Regions from separate parts of the Homo sapiens genome. Here region 2 is linked to region 1. Evidence: read pairs that join two places in POLR2A ChIA-PET (ENCODE). Cell type or tissue: MCF 10A. All regions are shown on one strand. Links, peaks and the distances in the headings refer to the core of each region. The heading gives the core; the rest is flanking DNA.

Region 1 (8,738 bases), core at 2,614-5,113:
ATCTCTTGCCAACTGGTTTCACTGTTAAAGTAGAGCTAAAGCTCATGCACAGAGAAGTGTTGTAGCTTTACACATCGTCAAAAACTCGCACAACTTCAAACATGACCCGCAAACATTCAAGAACTTTTCTAATTCTAAGTAGAAAAGTGACTGGCACTGCAAGTCATGGGAAGGGATTGACAATATCACATCTAATATAACTGAAGACTACAGGATGAGTTATTTTTTATCTCAGAAAGAATGCTTAATATTATTATATTACTTTCCAAACATAGGGACTTGGGCCAAATATTTAGCTTAAAAAAAATCCAGCTTTCCCATCTAGGTGGAATCTAGAGTAACAGATGGTTTTGCTCCCCATCAGGTCTGTTTATTTCATTATAACGACTGTTGTAACGAACCATCCCCATGTACAAAGCCAGATATATAGGAAAGTATGAGAAAACTGGAAAAATTTACCAGCTCTGTGGCCTCTGGATTGTGTTATAAATCACCAGCATATGTAACTCATTTTCTAGTTAAGTAATTCCCTCTGGGGACGAGGTCTGCAATCCACATGAAGGATCAAATTTCATTAGCAGTTGTAGGAAAACGCAACCCTGTGCATTTGCAAGTCAAAACTCCCGAAAGCTATAGCTAGTCTGGCTATCTTCATTGATTTTGCCTGAGAGAGGATTTTAGCTGATAGAAAACATTTGTTGGAAGGCACAGATGAGGAAGTTGAGAAGAAGAGAAGGGATTCAGCTAGCAGAGACAAGTAAGCCTCAGTCTTAATGTTAAACTCCGGCCTTAACACTCAGTCTGCAGCTGTGTCCAAGCAGAGAGCTATTCAGCAGTAATTCCACCCCCAAAGCTACAAATGATAAAGAACACAGGAAGACAATTTAAAAGGGCAAGTGTACAAAAACACATAATCCAATCGGTATTAAACTCTCTTCATTTCTAGATACCAATTTGAATCCCAGTGTGAACCTGATTTAACATGAAATTGTGTCAGAGACTCACAAATCTTAGCATCTATGTAAATAATGCATTTGAGACTATTAACTTATCTAACTGGAATCAAAAGACATACTGACCACATATTCGCCTCTACTCAAAATAGCTAGATTGGAAAAACAGCTTTGTTTAGTGCTTGAATTGGCTTTCTCAAGTTTCAAACCCGCCCAATTCTTACCTTAGTTTGAGTTGGTTCACCTTTCTCAAACATCATCTTAAGCCTGTTCAGCGGAACATTATATTTCTCTATTTTGCCCGAAGCATCTGTGTTTTCACTGATTTCTGATTTTTCTACTTCATGCCTGGATTCTCCTAGACAATTTTCCATTTTTTTACTTTCTGTTGAGTGGTCTTTAAGATCCTCACCGTCCTTGATGTGGGGATATCGACCCTGAACGAGGGCTTCAGGAGGTGACCTGAGTCTAGATCTGGGGTGGATTTGTTCTTCTTGGTCAGCTTTGGCTCCAGAAGCAGCGTGGCTTGTCACTTCAGCAGGAGGATGGTCTGCTCTGTGCCTAATCTCAGTGCTGCTGTTCCGTAGAGAGTCTGTGTGAGACTCTGCTCCCAGCCCTGGGTTCTCCCACTTCTTCTTTAACACAGTCAGGGTCCCCTTTCTAAAGTGCTGGGAGAGATTTTCGGTGTTCTAGAAGAACAAGAAGTAGATGCCAGTTATAACTTGCCTGCTGAAACATTCAAACATGTTGTTCTTTGTAAAATGAAAGTTAAAACTCCAAGCTGCTCCTGGTCCACTGCTGTTTCAGACAGCTGTGAACAGTTACAGCCTTGCCACATGGAGAAAGCATCCACCCGGCAGAGGGAGAGGGAGAGGGGAAGAGAGAAAAACTCAGGAGCTGAAGCAGGAAGTGATAAAACAGGATGGCCTTATAAGGACAAAATGAGAAGAAAGGCAAACCCAGCTCTAATGATAGTTACATGCGAAACAAGAGATTTTTACCCAAAGATTAATGGGGAAAAAAACAAGAAAGAAAAAGCAAAATACAAGTGCTTGAAACACTGTAACTACACATCAGCAAAGTTCATCATTACCTGCCATAAAATAACATGGTAAATTCTGCTGGGTTTTTTTTTCTTCTTTTAAATAAGACAAAGATGCAGGATAGTTGCAGGATAGCTGAAACTATACCATTAATTACGGATAGTGGCAGCAAGGATTGAAACAATTTGTAGAACCCTGGAGAAGTCCCCAGACTTTCCAAGTATTTGCATAAATATTTAGTTATATCTGACATAATTTACATGCATATGAGCAGTCAAATTTTATTTTTCATAAGAATTTAATCTTTTTTTTTTCCCTGCTCTTCTCTACAAGTTTATCTGTGTATAAATTCTCACTTATCAGGGCCAGGCACGGTGGCTCACGCCTGTAATCCCAGCACTTTGGGAGGCCGAGGCCGGCGGATCACAAGGTCAGGAGTTTGAGACCAGCCAGACCAACATGGAGAAACCCTGTCTCTAAAAAAAATACAAAAATTAACTGGGTGCAGTGGTGCACACCCATAGTCCCAGCTACTCTGGAGGCTGAGGCAGGAGAATCGCTTGAACCTGGGAAGTGGAGGTTGCAGTGAGCCAAGACTGCGCCACTACACTCCAGCCTGGGTGACAAAGTGAGACGCCATCCCCCAACCAAAAAAAAAAAAAAAATTCTCAGTTATCAAGAAATTCACTGTTTTACAGATCCTCTGGTTGTAAAATATGCAGGCTTCAAATGCAAATACCACTACTTATCACTCAGATGATCAAAGGACACACATTTACATATCTAAGAGAGTTCACTTTCACTAGGGCCAAAAATGGAATTAATTTATACATGTAAGACAGACTGAAAACAACCTGGAAATTGTCACTGTTGTTCCATAATAGAGGAAACACGCTTGTTGAAAATTAAATGTCCCGGCTGGGCGCAGTGGCTCATGCCTGTAATCCCAGCACTTTGGGAGGCCGAGGCGGGTGGATCACCTGAGGTCAGGAGTTCGTGGCCAGCCCGGCCAACACCGTGAAACCACGTCTCTACTAAAAATACAAAAAATAGCTGGGCGTGGTGGCACGCGCCTGTAGTCCCAGCTACTCAGGAGGCTGAGGCAGAAAAATGGCTTGAACCTGGGAGGCGGAGGTTGCAGTGAGCCCAAATCGCGCCACTGCACTCCAGTCCGGGTGACAGAGTGAGACTCTGTCTCAAAAAAAAAAAGAAAAATTAAATTAAATTAAATGTCCCGTACTTTGAAAGGACTGTACTCCTAAATAAATTGAACAGCACCACCTTCCCAACAAACTGCAAACTCCAATACCTTCTCTCCTGTAGTCTGTGACTCACCAGTCTTTCAACTAAGAAAGAAAGGACAAACAACCTAGGAATTAAACAGGATTAGCAGCTATTTTGGGAATTAAGTCTCTCACCCTATTACTCTTCTGAATATACTCTTGAAAGCCACTTCATCAAGTAGAAATAAGGCTTGAAAAGAAATTATAGAACTGCTTGATTCTAGTGTTTAAATTTTAGCTTACAAAATGATCCATTGGGGGAAGAATGTATGCATCAGAGATATAAGAAGCTTAAAAAGTTTTCTTGCTGGAAAAGAAGGAATTACAGAACAGCTCCAGAAGCTGGTTCTACCCTAACTGCCAGCAGCACTCTTGGCTCTGTAAGGTCTCGTGCCACACAATGGATGAGTCATCTAGGTCTCTGACTTCACCTGCCCTTACTGTAACCACACAGGAGCCCTGACAATCAAAGTGGCACTTTGCCTTGGTAACTGGACACTGTTTTTCTCAGATACCTATCATGTGATCAAAGTATACTTATTGACATGAAAAGATGCTCATAGGATACTTTTGAATGAAGAAAGCAAATTATAAGACAGCATGATCCTATTTTAATTTTTTTTTAGAGACGGGGTCTCGCTCTGTCACCCAGGCTGAAATGCAGTGGTGTAATCATAGCTCACTGCAGCTGTTTGACTTCCTGGGCTCAAGTGATCCTCCCACCTCAGCCTCCTGAGTAGCTAGGACTACAGGTGTATGTCAGCATGCCTGGCATTTTTTTTTTTTTTTTTTTTTTTGAGACGGAGGTTCACTCTTGTTGCACAGGCTGGAGTGCAATGGCGTGATCTCGGCTCACTGCAACCTCGGCCTCCTGGATTCAAGCAATTCTCATGCCTCAGCCTCCTGAGTAGCTGGGATTACAGGCATGTGCCACCATACCTGGCTAATTTTGTATTTTTAGTAGAGACGGGGTTTCTCCATGTTGGTCAGGCTGGTCTCGAACTCCCAGCCTCAGGTGATCTGCCTGCCTCGGCCTCCCAAAGTGCTGGGATTATAGGCATGAGCCACTGCGCCTGGCCCCAACTGTCTCTTTAAAATGTTCATAACATTATCTTATTTTTAATTTATTATTTTTCTCAATTAAAAAAGTAATAACTTATTGGGGGAAAAACTCTCAATCAATATAGAAATATGTACCCGACATGAATAGATGCTGTAATACATGCCATTTTCCCTACTTGACTCCCCACCTCTCCCAACCTAGATACCCAGTCCTGACAGTTTATATGGTATATATGTTGTCTTTTTTTCTATTTTGTACACTATATGTATTTTTTTGTACAAAATCATACTGTACTTACTGTTCTACACTTTGCATTTAATCACCTAATGTGCTTTTGATATCTTTTCATGCCCATACATGAAATCTTCAATCTTTTTTTCTTTTTGAGACGGAGTCTCACTCTGTCACCCAGGCTAGAGTGTAGTGGCACGATCTTGGTTCACTGCAACCTCTGCCTCCCAGTTTCCAGCAGTTCTCTTGCCTCAGCCTCTCAAGTAGCTGGGCTTACAGGAACATACTACCATGCCGGCTAATTTTAGTGTTATTAGTAGAGACGGGGTTTCACCATGTTGGCCAGGCTGGTCCTGACCTCAGGTGATCTACCTGCCTTGGCCTCCCAAAGTGCTGGGATTATAGGTGTAAGCCACCATGCCTGGCCAAAATCTTAATAACCATATAGTATATTATACTGTATGTGCAATTACCATTCCCCCACTGATGAATATATGTATTGCTCAAAATTATTTGCCAACTGTTTAGATTACAATTTATATCTCATTATTAATTTACATTTATCTGATCATCAGTGAGGCTAAGCATGTTTTTACACTGTTACTTCTTTGTTATCTATTTTATTTATTTATTTACTTATTTATTTTTGAGACAGGTTCTTGCTCTATTGCCCATGCTAGAGTGCAGTGGCATGATCACGGCTCACTGCAGCCTTGACCTCCTGGGCTCAAGTGATCCTGCCACCTCTGCCTCCCAAGTATCTGGGACCGCAGGCCCATGCCACCACGCCCAGCTAAATTTTTAAAATTTTTATAGAGAGGGTTCTCACTATGTTGCCCAGGCTCAAACTCCCAGGCTCAAGTGATCCTCCCACCTCGGCCTCCCAAAGTGTGGGGATCACAGGTGTGAGCTACCATGCCCACCCTCTTCTTTAAATACCTATTCACGTCCACTTACCTCAACTGCTAAAAGCACTGGAGGCTTCTGCTTTATTTTATCTCACTATAGCATCTGACATTACTGACCACTCTCCCTGGTAAAAATTGCTTCCAACTTTTCTGTGATACCCCTTTTTCTTAGATTTCTTCCCATTTTGAGATGCAAGAAGGGTGTAGAAAAAAACAATAATGAAAAAAAGATTTCACTGGGCGCAGTGGCTCACACCTGTAGTCCTGGCACTTTGGGAGGCCGAGGCGGGCGGATCACAAGGTCAAGAGATTGAGACCATCCTGGCCAACATGGTGAAACCCTGTCTCTACTACAAATACAAAAATTAGGTGGGCGTGGTGGCGTGCGCCTGTAATCCTAGCTACTCGGGAGGCTGAGGCAGGAGAATCGCTTGAACCCGGGAGGCGGAGGTTGCAGTGAGCTGCGATCATGCCACTGCACTCCAGCCTGGCGAAAGAGCAAGATTCCATATGAAAAAAAAAAAAAAAGATTTCTTCTCATTTATCTGGCCACTACTCAGTTTCATAATTTAGTAATTCTTTTTCTTTTTTTTTTTTTTTTACAGGTTTCTCCTCCTCTGTCCCTCCCTTATATGGTGGGGTCCCTCAGGGTTTTTGTCTTAGGTCCTCTGCTTTGCTTACTTTACATATTCTCTGTATATGATGTTATTCATCCCGATTTCACCCACCATATAGATTATAGTATCAACAAATACATAGATAGATGTATACTGTGTATCTATATAGACAGAGTTATAGAACTTATCTCTAGATAGACATCTCTCCTTTTCTACCAATTCTACCTGGAAGTGCTAGAGGCATCTTAAACTCCTTCTTGATTAAGGTTGAAGTCTTCACTTTCTTTTTTCTTTTCTTTTTTTTTTTTTTTTTTTGAGATGGAGTCTTGCTCTGTCACCCAGGCTGGAGTGCAGTGGTGCAATCTTGGCTCACCACAGCCTCTGCCTCCTGGGTTCAAGCAATTCTCCTGCCTCAGTCTCCCGAGTAGCTGGGATTACAGGCGTGAGCCACCAAGCCCGGCTAATTTTTTGTATTTTTAGTAGAGATGGGGTTTCACCATGTTGGCTAAGCTGGTCTCGAACTCCTGACCTCAGGTGATCCACCCGCCTCAGCCGGGATTACAGATGTGAGCCACCGTGCCAGGCCCGAAGTCTTCCCTTTACTCCTCACTCTCTAACCTGTTTCTTTTCTTGAATTGTCTATCTTGGTGAATGCGACAACCATCTTTTCATCTGTCAAGTAGGCCTGTTCTCTTATGCCTTCATGCTGTGCGTGTGCTGCTTCCTCCATCTAGAATACAAAGATTCTGCCACTCCCTGTCGCCTCTGCTTAGCTAATTCCTCTTGGTCCTTTAGGGTTGAGTCAGGCACTGCCTCTTCTGGGAAGCCTTTCTAGATGTAGCACAGTTCAGATCCCTCCTAAATTCTCCCCCAGCCCACTCTGAGTATTTATTTGATATGGTAATTTTTTTTTTCTTTTTTTTTTTTTTGAGACGGAGTCTCGCTCTGTCACCCAGGCTGGAGTGTGGAGTGCAGTGGCGCGGTCTTGGCTCACTGCAAGCTCCGCCTCCTGGGTTCATGCCATTCTCCTGCCTCAGCCTCCCGAGTAGCTAGGACTACAGGCGCCCGCCACCGTGCCCGGCTAATTTTTGTATTTTTAGTAGAGACGGGGTTTCACCGTGTTAGCCAGGATGGTCTCGATCTCCTGACCTTGTGATCCGCCCGCCTCGGCCTCCCAAAGTGCTGGGATTACAGGCTTGAGCCACCGCGCCGGGCCTGATATGGTACTTATCACACCTGGGTTGTAATTCTATTTTCCAAATTCTAAACAGTCCCTTTGGAGGTAGAGAATACATCTTATTCTTCTTGTGTCTTCAGGAGCTGGAACATAAGAGATGCTCCACATATGATTGTCTATACTCGTGGGGTCAACTTCTCTTAACCCACTGTCTTGAACCTAGTCCAATTCAGGCCTCTATTCTACCACTCCCAAACAACACAAGATGACCAATGACCTTCATGTTGCCAAATCCGATGGTCAATTCTCAGCTTACCTGTGTGTTTGATTCTGTTAACTCCCCTTCTAGAAACACTTTCTTCACTCGGCTTCTGGCACTTGTTTCCTCTGCTGGTTACTCCTTATATCTCCAACCTTTAAACACCAAGGTGCCCCTGAGCTAAGTCATGAGACCACTTCTCTGTCTACACTCACTTCCTAGCTTATATCATGCACCTCATAGCTTTAAGTACCACTGACACTTTGACACATGTCCATTTTATCCGCAGCGGGGATCTCTTCCAATTCTAGATTTTTATATAGTATCCAAGTTCCTACTGACATTTCCATTTGGATGTCTTAATAAAACATGTTACAGTTTACATGTGCAAAACTGAGCTTCTACTATTTCTCCCTCTCTAATCTGCTTTTACTGTAGTCTTCCCCATCTCAATTAATGGTATTTTAATTTAATTGTGTTTGGGCCAAAAACATTGTTGCTATTCTTTTATTTTTTACTTTTTGTAATAGAGATGGGGTCTGCTATATTGCCCAGGCTGATCTTGAACTCCTGACCTCAAGTGATCCTTCTGCCTTGACCTCCCAAAGTTCTGGGATTACAGGCACAAGCCACTGTGGCAGAGCCACTGCTGCCATTCTTGATTCTTCTTTCTCTCTACATTCAACATACATCCTGACCACTTCTCAACACCTATACTGCTACTACTCTAGTCCAAACCATATTATACCTGGCCTAAATCATTATAATTGTCTCTTAATTGGTCTCCATGCTCCTGCCATTATTGTTCCTCTACATTCTCTTCCTTCTATTTTTTTACATTTAAAAAATAGAGATACAGGGTCTCACTAGGTTGCCCAGGCTAGTCTTGAACTCCTGGCCTCAAGCAATCCTCCCACCTCGGCCTCCTGCGATCCTCCCGCCTTGGCCTCCTAAAGTGCTGGGATTAGAGCCTTCTCTTCAGCCATAAAAAAGGATGAGTTCATGTCCTTTGCAGGGACATGGATGAAGCTGGAAACCATCATTCTCAGCAAACTATCGCAAGGACAAAAAACCAAACACCGCATGTTCTTACTCACAGGTGGGAATTGAACAATGAGAACACTTGGACACAGGAAGGGGAACATCACACACACGGGGGCCTGTTGTGGGGTGGGGAGAGCGGGGAGGGATAGCATTAGGAGAT
Region 2 (8,738 bases), core at 2,218-4,717, 120 kb after region 1:
CCTGGCATGGATGCCCTTGTTTAGTAGGAGTTACACTGTTGATATATCACCTTAGCATAGAATCCTTTTAAAACAACTGTAAATATTTTCCTAGTAATTCTACTCTCACCCTTATATTCTTTCAAAACATTTAGGTGGATGCCACCTAGTCCTAATTTATGCCTCTGTATGAGCTTTACTCTTCTTAAATCTGTCTTCCACATTACTGGCATTTTACTTCCCTTGCTAAGAATTCTTTAGTTATCCTCTATTAAGTACGGAATTAAATACAAGTTCCTTAGCATGTGATTTAGGATTCTCTTTTATCTTGCCTCTCTTTTATCTTTCCAGTCTCATCTCTTACTACATTTTGCTTTTTCTTTGTGTTCTAAGTATTAGCCACAAAGTACTTTACACACACACACACACACACACACACACACACACACACAGAGCTTCTTCCTGCTGCCTTTCTTTACTCTGCTACACTCTCTGACTTCTTTGTTTTCCTGACTTTTTCTTTTTTTGAGACAGAGTCTTACTCTGTCACCCAGGCTGGAGTGCAGTGGCGCAATCTCGGTTCACTGCAACCACCGCCTCCTGGGTTCAAGCGATTCTCCTGCCACAGCCTCCCAAGTAGCTGGGATTACAGGCACCTGCCATCGTGCCTGGCTAATTTTTTTATTTTTAGTAGAGATAGGGTTTCACCATGTTGGTCAGGCTGGTCTCAAACTCCTGACCTTAAGCAATCCACCCACCTCGGCCTCCCAAAGTGCTGGGATTACAGGCGTGAGCCACAGTGCCCTGCCTGTCTTACTGACTTTTACTGGTTCTTTGAGGCACAGTTCAGAGGTCTGAACTCCCAGAAGCTGTACCTAACTCCCGCCTCTCCTCAGTCCTCTTCTATAACTGCACATGCGCCATTATTGTACTTTCCACATCATACGATATAATCATCTCTTTGTGTGACTGTCTCTCTGAGGAGACTAGGTGCATTGAAAGCAGGGATGTAGCTTATCCATCTTTGTATCCTTCTACCCTCTAATCCCTGTACCTAACACAGTCCCCACAAGTGGTGGATATTTTTTAAATGTTGATGGGCCGAGCTCAGTGTCTCACACCTGTGATCCCAGTAGCTTGAGAGGCCAAGGCAGGAGGATTGCTTGAGCTCAGGAGTTCAAGACCAGTCTGGGCAACAGAGGGAGATCCATCGCTAAAAAAAATATCAAAAATTAGCTGGGCATGATGGCACACACAGGTCGCTTCGGCCCAGGAGTTTGGCGTTATGGTGAGCTATGATCACACCAATGCACTCCAGCCTGGTTGATAGAGCAAGACCCTGTCTCTTTAAAAAAAAAAAAAATGTTGATGAATTAAGTGATGCTATCTAGAGAGCACAACATCTAGTACTATTGAGAACTTTCTTCAATATATATGGAAACAAATGTCTAATTATCATCATCTTTTCTAATTTTTTTTTTTTTTTGAGACAGAGTCTTGCTCTGTTGCCCAGGCTGGAGTGCAATGGTGTGATCTGGGCTCACTGCAACTTCTGCCTCCCGAGTTCAAGCGATTATCCTGCCTCAGCCTCCCAAGTAGCCAGCATTACAGGTGCACGCCATCATGCCCAGCTAATTTTTGTATTTTTGGTAGAGATGGGGTTTTGCCTTGTTGGCCAGGCTGTTCTCAAACTCCTGACCTCAGGTGATCTGCCTGCCTTGGCCTCCCAAAGTGCTGGGATTACAGGCATGAGCCACCGCGCCCAGCTCATCTTTTCTAATTTTACATCTTCCCTGTCATCTCTTCTCAGATATATTTCACCGATCATGAGGGAATACAATTCTAAAACTATATTTTAGCACTTAAATGTAGAATTCTTCACTTACAGAGGCTCTACAGAAATCTTTATTCAAAAACAGTTTATATTACTGTAGTATTTTTCTCTTACATATAATATTAGAATCTTCTTGACCTAGCCATCCTTGTCATAAAATTTTTAATCTTTCAGTATTTTATTTGTTGTTGCATCTGTCTGTGATTTTGTTATTATAACATTAAATATTAGAGAAGAGCTTTCTGAAAGAATGAATTGATCCTCGATGGGATTAAGGTTATGATTGTATAAAGTCATATTTTTAAATGATTTTACTGAGACAGGTCAGATTATGCTACTTAGGTTCTCAAAGTCTTCAATAAATCTAAATGAATCCTAAAAATTGAGAAAGCGACCTGACACAGTGGCTCATACCTGTAATCCCAGCACTTTGGGAGGCCAAGGTGGGCAGATCACGAGGTCAGGAGTTCGAGACCAACCTGGCCAACATGGTGAAACCCTGTCTCTACTAAAAATACAAAAATTAGCTGGGCGTAGTGATGTGCATCTGTAATCCCAGCTACTCAGGAGGCTGATGCAGGAGAATTCCCTGAACCCAGGAGGCGGAGGTTGCAATGAGCTGAGATCGTGCCCCTGCACTCCAGCTTGGGCAACAGAGCAAGACTTCGTCTCAAAAAAAAAGATAAAATTGAGAGAAAGCTGTCAAAGAACTCCCTTCAAAAAGTACTAAGCCAGTGTAATATCATAGGGGAAATCTGCCAAACCTTAAAAGAACAGCTAATTTTACTATTAAATTGTTTCAGAGCACAAAAGATAAACTTCCACATTTTTTAATGATGCAAGCTTAAGATTATACCAAAACTTCACAAAGATAATACCATAAGAAGTAAACTGCCTGCCAAACTTAACTTATGAATATGAATGAGAAAAATCCTTAATAAAATATAGTGATTCTACAATATAGTCAAGGAAGGAAAAAAAAAATAGCCAGGCATGGCGGCGGCGTGCCTGTAATCCCAGCTACTCTGGAGGCTGAAACAGGCTGATGCAAGAGAATTGCTTGAACCTGGGAGGCAGAGGTTGCAGTGAGCTGAGATCATGCCACTGCACTCCAGCCTGGGCAACCAAGTGAGACTCTTGTCTTAAAAAAAACAAAAACAAAAACAAAACAAAACAAAAAAACAAAGAATGTTACATGTAGAACAAATAGGATTTATGACAGGAATGCAATGATGGTTTAATATAATTATATTAATAGAACTAAGGGGGAAAAATCTCCTTTTTTATTTTTTATTTTTTATTTTATTTTATTTTTTAAAATTTTTTTTTAGAGAGAGAGTCTCGCTCTGTTGCCCAGGCTGGAGTGCAGTGGCATGATCTCGGCTCACTGCAACCTCTGCCTCCTGGGTTCAAGTGATTTTCCGGCCTCAGCCTCCCGAGTAGCTGGGACTACAGCTACATGCTACCACATCTGTCTAGTTTTGTTTGTATTTTTAGTAGAGACAGGGTTTCACCATGTTAGCCAGGATGGTCTCGATCTGATCTCGTGATCCACCCGCCTCAGCCTCCCAAAGTGCTGGGATTACAGGCGTGAGCCACCGCTCCCGACCTTTTTTTTTTTTGAGACAATGTCTCGCTCTGTCACCCAGGGTGGAGTGCAGTGGCACAACACGATCATAACTCATCACATCCTTGAACTCCTGGGCTCAAGCAGTCCTCCTGTCTCAGTTTTCCAAATAGCTGGGACTACAGGTGCACACCACCAAGACTAGATAATTTTTTTTTTTTTTTTAAAGATGGAGTCAGGCTGGGTGCAGTGGCTGACAACTGTAATCCCAGCACTTTGGGATGCCGAGGTGGTAGGATCATTTGAGCCTAGGAATTCAAGACCAGCCTGGGCAACAGGAGACCCTATCTTTACAAAAAGTTTAAAAATTAGCTACTGGGGAGGCTGAAGTGGGAGGATATTTTAAACCCGGGAAGTTGAGACTGCAGTGTACAGTGATCACGCCACTGCACTCCAGCACAGGCAACATAGCGAGACCCTATCTCAGGAAAAAAGAAAGACGGGGCCCCATGTGTTGTTCAGGCTGGTCTCAAAACTCCTGGCCTCAAGCAATCCTCCCGCCTTAGCTTCCCAAGGTGCTGTGATTACAAGCATAAGCCACCTTCCCAGCCCACATTTTCTTTAATACATGTGAAAATAAAGTGCTCAAATCACATTATTTAACAAAATTGAACATTCAGGGTTTTTTTATTGTTGTTGCTGTTGTTGCTGTTTTCTGAGACAGAGTCTTGCTCTGTTGCCCAGGCTGGAGTGCAGTGGTGCAGTGGTGCGATCTTGGCTCATTGCAACCTCCGTCTCCCGGGCTCAAGCAATTCTCATGCCTCAGCTTCCTGAGTAGCTGGGACTACAGCGAACCCAGCTAATCCATGGGTTTTTGTTTTCTCTCTCTTTTTTCTTTTTTTTCTTTGAGACGGAGTCTCGCTCCGTCACCCAGGCTGGAGTGCAGTGGTGCAATCTCGGCTCACTGCAACCTCCACCTCCCGGGTTCAAGCCATTCTCCTGCCTCAGCCTCCAGAGTAGCTGGGACTACAGGCGCCCGCCACCATGCCCAGCTAATTTTTTGTATTTTTAGTAGAGACGGGGTTTCACTGTGTTAGCCAGGATAGTCCTCATTCTCCTGACCTCGTGATCTGCCTGCCTTGGCCTCCCAAAGTGCTGGGATTATAGGTGTGAGCCACCACACCCAGCCTTTTTTTTTTTTTTTGTAGAGATGGGGTTTCACCATGTTGGCCAGGCTGGTCTCGAACTCCTGGATTCAAGTGATTCACCACCTTGGCCTCCCAAAGTACTAGGATTACAGGATAAGCCACCACACCCAGCCAGTCTATTTTTTTTTTTTTTTCAAATTGAATTTGGTTTAATTCAACTTTTCTTTTTTATTTTAGTAAGTTCAACTTTTACTTTAGATTCAGAGGGTACATATGCAGGTTTGTTACATGGTTATATTGCATGATGCTGAGATTTGGGGTACAAATGATCCCATCACGCAGGTTATGACCATAGTACCCAATAGGTAGTTTTTCAAACCTTGTCCCACTTCCTCTCTCCCCTACTAGTGGTCCCCAGTGTCTGTTGTTCCCATCTTTATGTCCCTGTGTACCCAACATTTAGCTCCATTTATAAGCAAGAATGTCGGTATTTGGTTTTCTGTTCTTCTGTTAATTTGTTTAGGATAATGGCCTCCAACTGCATCCATTTGCTGCAAAGGACATGATTTTGTTCTTGTTTATGGCAGCATAGTATTCCATATGTTGTATATATACCACATTTTCTTTATCCAGTCCACCACTGATGTGTACCTAGGTTGATTCCATGTCTTTGTGAATAATGCTGCAATGAGCAGACAAGTGCATGTGTCTTTTTGGTATAATAATTTATTTTCCTTTGAATATATACCCAGTAATGGGATTGCTGGGTCAAGTGGTAGATCTATTTTAAGTTCTTCGAGAAATCTCAGCTGGGCATGTTGTCTCAGGCCTGTAATCCCAACATTTTGGGAGGCTGGGGCAGGAGGATAACTTGAGCCCAGGAGTTCAAGACTAGCCTGGGAAACATAGTAAGACCCTATCCCTACAAAAAATAAAAAATTAAAAAATTAGCCAGGCATGATGGCATAGGCCTGTAGTCCCAGCTACTCGGAGGCTGATATGGGAAAATTGCATGAGCCCAGGAGATCTAAACTGCAGTGAGCCATCATTGCCCTGGACAAGAGAGTGAGACCATGTCAAAAAACAAAACAAGGCCGAGCGCGGTGGCTCACGCCTGTAATCCCAGCACTGTGTGAGGCGAAGGCGGGTAGATCACCTGAAGTCAGGAGTTCGAGACCAGCCTGACCAATATGATGAAATTCTGTCTTTACTAAAAATACAAAAATTAGCCAGGGGTGGGCAACAAGAGCAAAACTTCGTCTAAAAAACAAAACAAAACAAAAAACAAAAACAAAACACCACCACCACCATAAAAACAAGAAATCTTCAAACTACTTTCCACAGTGGCTGAGCTAATTTACATTCTCATTAACAGCGTATAAGCATTCCTTTTCTCTGCAGCCTTGCTAACATCTGTTAGCAAGGCTGAGGCAGGAGAATGGCTTGAACTCAGGAGGCAGAGGTTGCAGTGAGGTGAGATCGTGCCACTGCCCTCCAACCTGGGCAACAGAGCAAAAACTCTGTCTCTAATACATAAATAAAAACAAAAAAAGAAACAGAATGGTATTTCCTAGGTTTTCTTCTAGGATTTGTATAGTTTGAGGTCTTACATTTAAATCTTTAATCCATCTCGAGTTAATTTTTGTATATGGTGAAAGGTAGGGATGCAATTTCATTCTTCTGCATATGGCCAGCCAGCTGTCCCAGCATCATTTATTGGACAGAGAGTCCTTTCCTCATTGCTTGTTTTTGTTGACTTTGTCCACAATTAGATGATTGTGGGTATGGGGCTTTATTTCTGGGTTCTCTATTCTGTTCCATTGATCTATGTGTCTGTTTTTGTACCAGTACAATGTTGTTTTGGTTACTGTAGCCTTATAGTATAGTTTGAAGTTGGATAATGTAATATGCCTCCAGCTTTGTTGTTTTTGCTTAGGATGGCTTTGGCTATTTGGGCTCTTTTTTGGTTCCATATGAATTTTACAATAGTTTTTTCTAATGTAGTGAAAAATGACATTGGTAGTTTAATAGGAATATCATTGAATCTGTAGACTACTTTGAATAGTATTATATGGTGCCATTGCACTCCAGCCTGGGGGACAAGAGCGAGACTTTGCCTCAAAAAAAAAAAAAAAAATACAAAAGTTAGCCGGGCGTGGTGGCGTGTGCCTATAGTCCCAGCTACTCAGGAGGCTGTGTAGAAGGATTGCTTCAGTCTGTGAGGCAGAAGTTGCAGTGAGCCAAGATTGCACCACTGCACTCCAGCTGGGCGACAAAGCCAGACCCCGCCAAAAAAAAAAAGAAGAAAGGAAAGAAAGAAAGAAAGAGAGAGAGAGAGAGAAGGAAAGAAAGAAAGAAAAAAAGAAAGAAAGAAAGAAAGAAAGAAAGTCATACAGAATGGAATGTAGTGGTGGCGCCATCTCAGCTCACTGCAATCTCTGCCTCCCGGGTTCAAGCAATTCTCCTGCCTCAGCCACCCGAGTATCTGGGATTACAGGCACACACCACCATGCCCAGCTAATTTTTGTATTTTTATTAGAGACAGGGTTTCATCATGTAGGCCAGGTGAACTCCTGACCTTGGGTGATCTGCCCACCTCAGCCTCCTACAGTGTTGGGAGATTACAGGCATGAGCCACCGCACCCAGCCCTGTATCTGTTTTATACATTTATTTAAACATACAAAAATCGCCGGGCGTGGTGGCTCACGCCTGTAATCCCAGCACTTTGGGAGGCCGAAGCGGGTGGATCACGAGGTCAGGAGATCGAGACCATCCTGGCTAACACGGTGAAACCCCGTCTCTACTAAAAATACAAAAAATTAGCCAGGCGTGGTGGTGGGCGCCTGTAGTCCCAGCTACTCGGGAGGCTGAGGCAGGAGAATGGCGTGAATGCGGGAGGCAGAGCTTGCAGTGAGTGGAGATTGCCCCACTGCACTCCAGCCTGGGCAGCAGAGCGACACTCTGTTTCAAAAATAAAATAAAATAAAATAAAATAAACATACAAAAATCAAAATTTTTTGCATATGTGGTCACACATGCACACACACACACACACACAAACCCGAACAACAAAAAAAAGATGTATAATTGGCTTGGGTGACAGAGTAAGACTCTGTCTCAAAAAAAAAAAAAAAAAAATAGATATACCATATTCTTGGATAGGAAGACTCTATTAGTGAATATAAGCTAGGTTTTGCTATTTTAACAAAACTCCCAAGCCTCAGTGGCTTAAAACAACAAAAAAATTCACTTGTTGCTCATACTACGAATCCATCATGGCTTGGCAGGGAGTGAACTTCACTGTATTCTTTCAGGGACATGTGTAAAGGAACAACAATCACCTTGAACATTGTGGGTTACTATGCCAGAGGAAAAGGAAACTCTGTAGGTCATCAAACCAACAAAGACAAGCTCAGCACAGAAATAACGTATCAATTCTGCTCACATCTCATTGACAAGTGCTGGCAAACAGCACTAATAAAGACCTCAAAGACTCAGCATCATAAAAATAAAACGAAAATAACAGAGACTGGAAGTGACTTATCAATAGGCAGATCAATAGAAAATAATAGCTGGGCGCGGTGGCTCACACCTGTAATCCCAGCACTTTGGGAGGCTGAGGCAGGTGGACCACCTGAGGTCAGGAGTTCGAGACCAGCCTGGCCAACATGGTGAAACCCCATCCCTACTAAAAATACAAAAATTAGCTGGGCATGGTGGCACACACCTCCAGCTACTCTAGAGGCTGAGGGCAGGAGAATCGCTTGAACCCAGGAGGCAAAAGAGGGAGACTCCATCTCAAAAAAAAAAAAAATTCCCCGAAATAATAGGTTGGTAACTTCAAATGCAAATGTTAAGAATGGCAGGAAAATTGTTACCTGCCCTAATCCATTTCTGATATTTGCAACTTTTAAAAATCAGGACCAGGACCTGCTGCCTGCTGCCTCCAGGTCACCCCAACAGCAAATTTGCCATGGCAACAACCTCCTACATAATCTGCCATCTCCCTTTGTTTCTTTTGTTTTGTTTTTTTGTTGTTTTTTTGAGACGACGGCACAGTCTTGCCTCACTGCAACCTCTGCCTCTCGGGTTCAAGCAATTCTTCTGCCTCAGCCTCCTGAGTAGCTGGGACTACAGGTGTGAGCCACAATGCCTGGTAATTTTTTTTTTTTTTTTTTTTTTTTGAGATGGAGTCTCACCCCGTTGCCC

Evidence for each region. Peaks named below come from ENCODE experiments on the same cell type or tissue, not always from the same donor. Only the 100,000 strongest peaks of a DNase experiment are listed, where the experiment ranks them.
Region 2: POLR2A ChIA-PET joins it to region 1 with 6 read pairs; 4 of 35 experiments call an interaction of 5 or more read pairs at or near these places.

The regions. Positions count from the first base shown.
Region 1 is chr12:50,220,844-50,229,581 of GRCh38, forward strand. It overlaps LIMA1 (LIM domain and actin binding 1), which reads right to left. Exons shown (of 11, transcript NM_016357.5): 4 at 1,178-1,642. Among named protein-coding and RNA genes, the nearest start is that of MIR1293, 9.0 kb to the right of the region's middle. RefSeq lists enhancers at 1,041-1,892, 1,732-1,791, 1,822-1,871. In MCF 10A, for the core only: no CTCF peak of the experiment used is centred there; a DNase peak (open chromatin) is centred at 3,688.
Region 2 is chr12:50,339,350-50,348,087 of GRCh38, forward strand. The region is part of intron 4 of FAM186A (family with sequence similarity 186 member A); the gene reads right to left. Among named protein-coding and RNA genes, the nearest start is that of FAM186A, 53 kb to the right of the region's middle. In MCF 10A, for the core only: no CTCF peak of the experiment used is centred there; no DNase peak of the experiment used is centred there.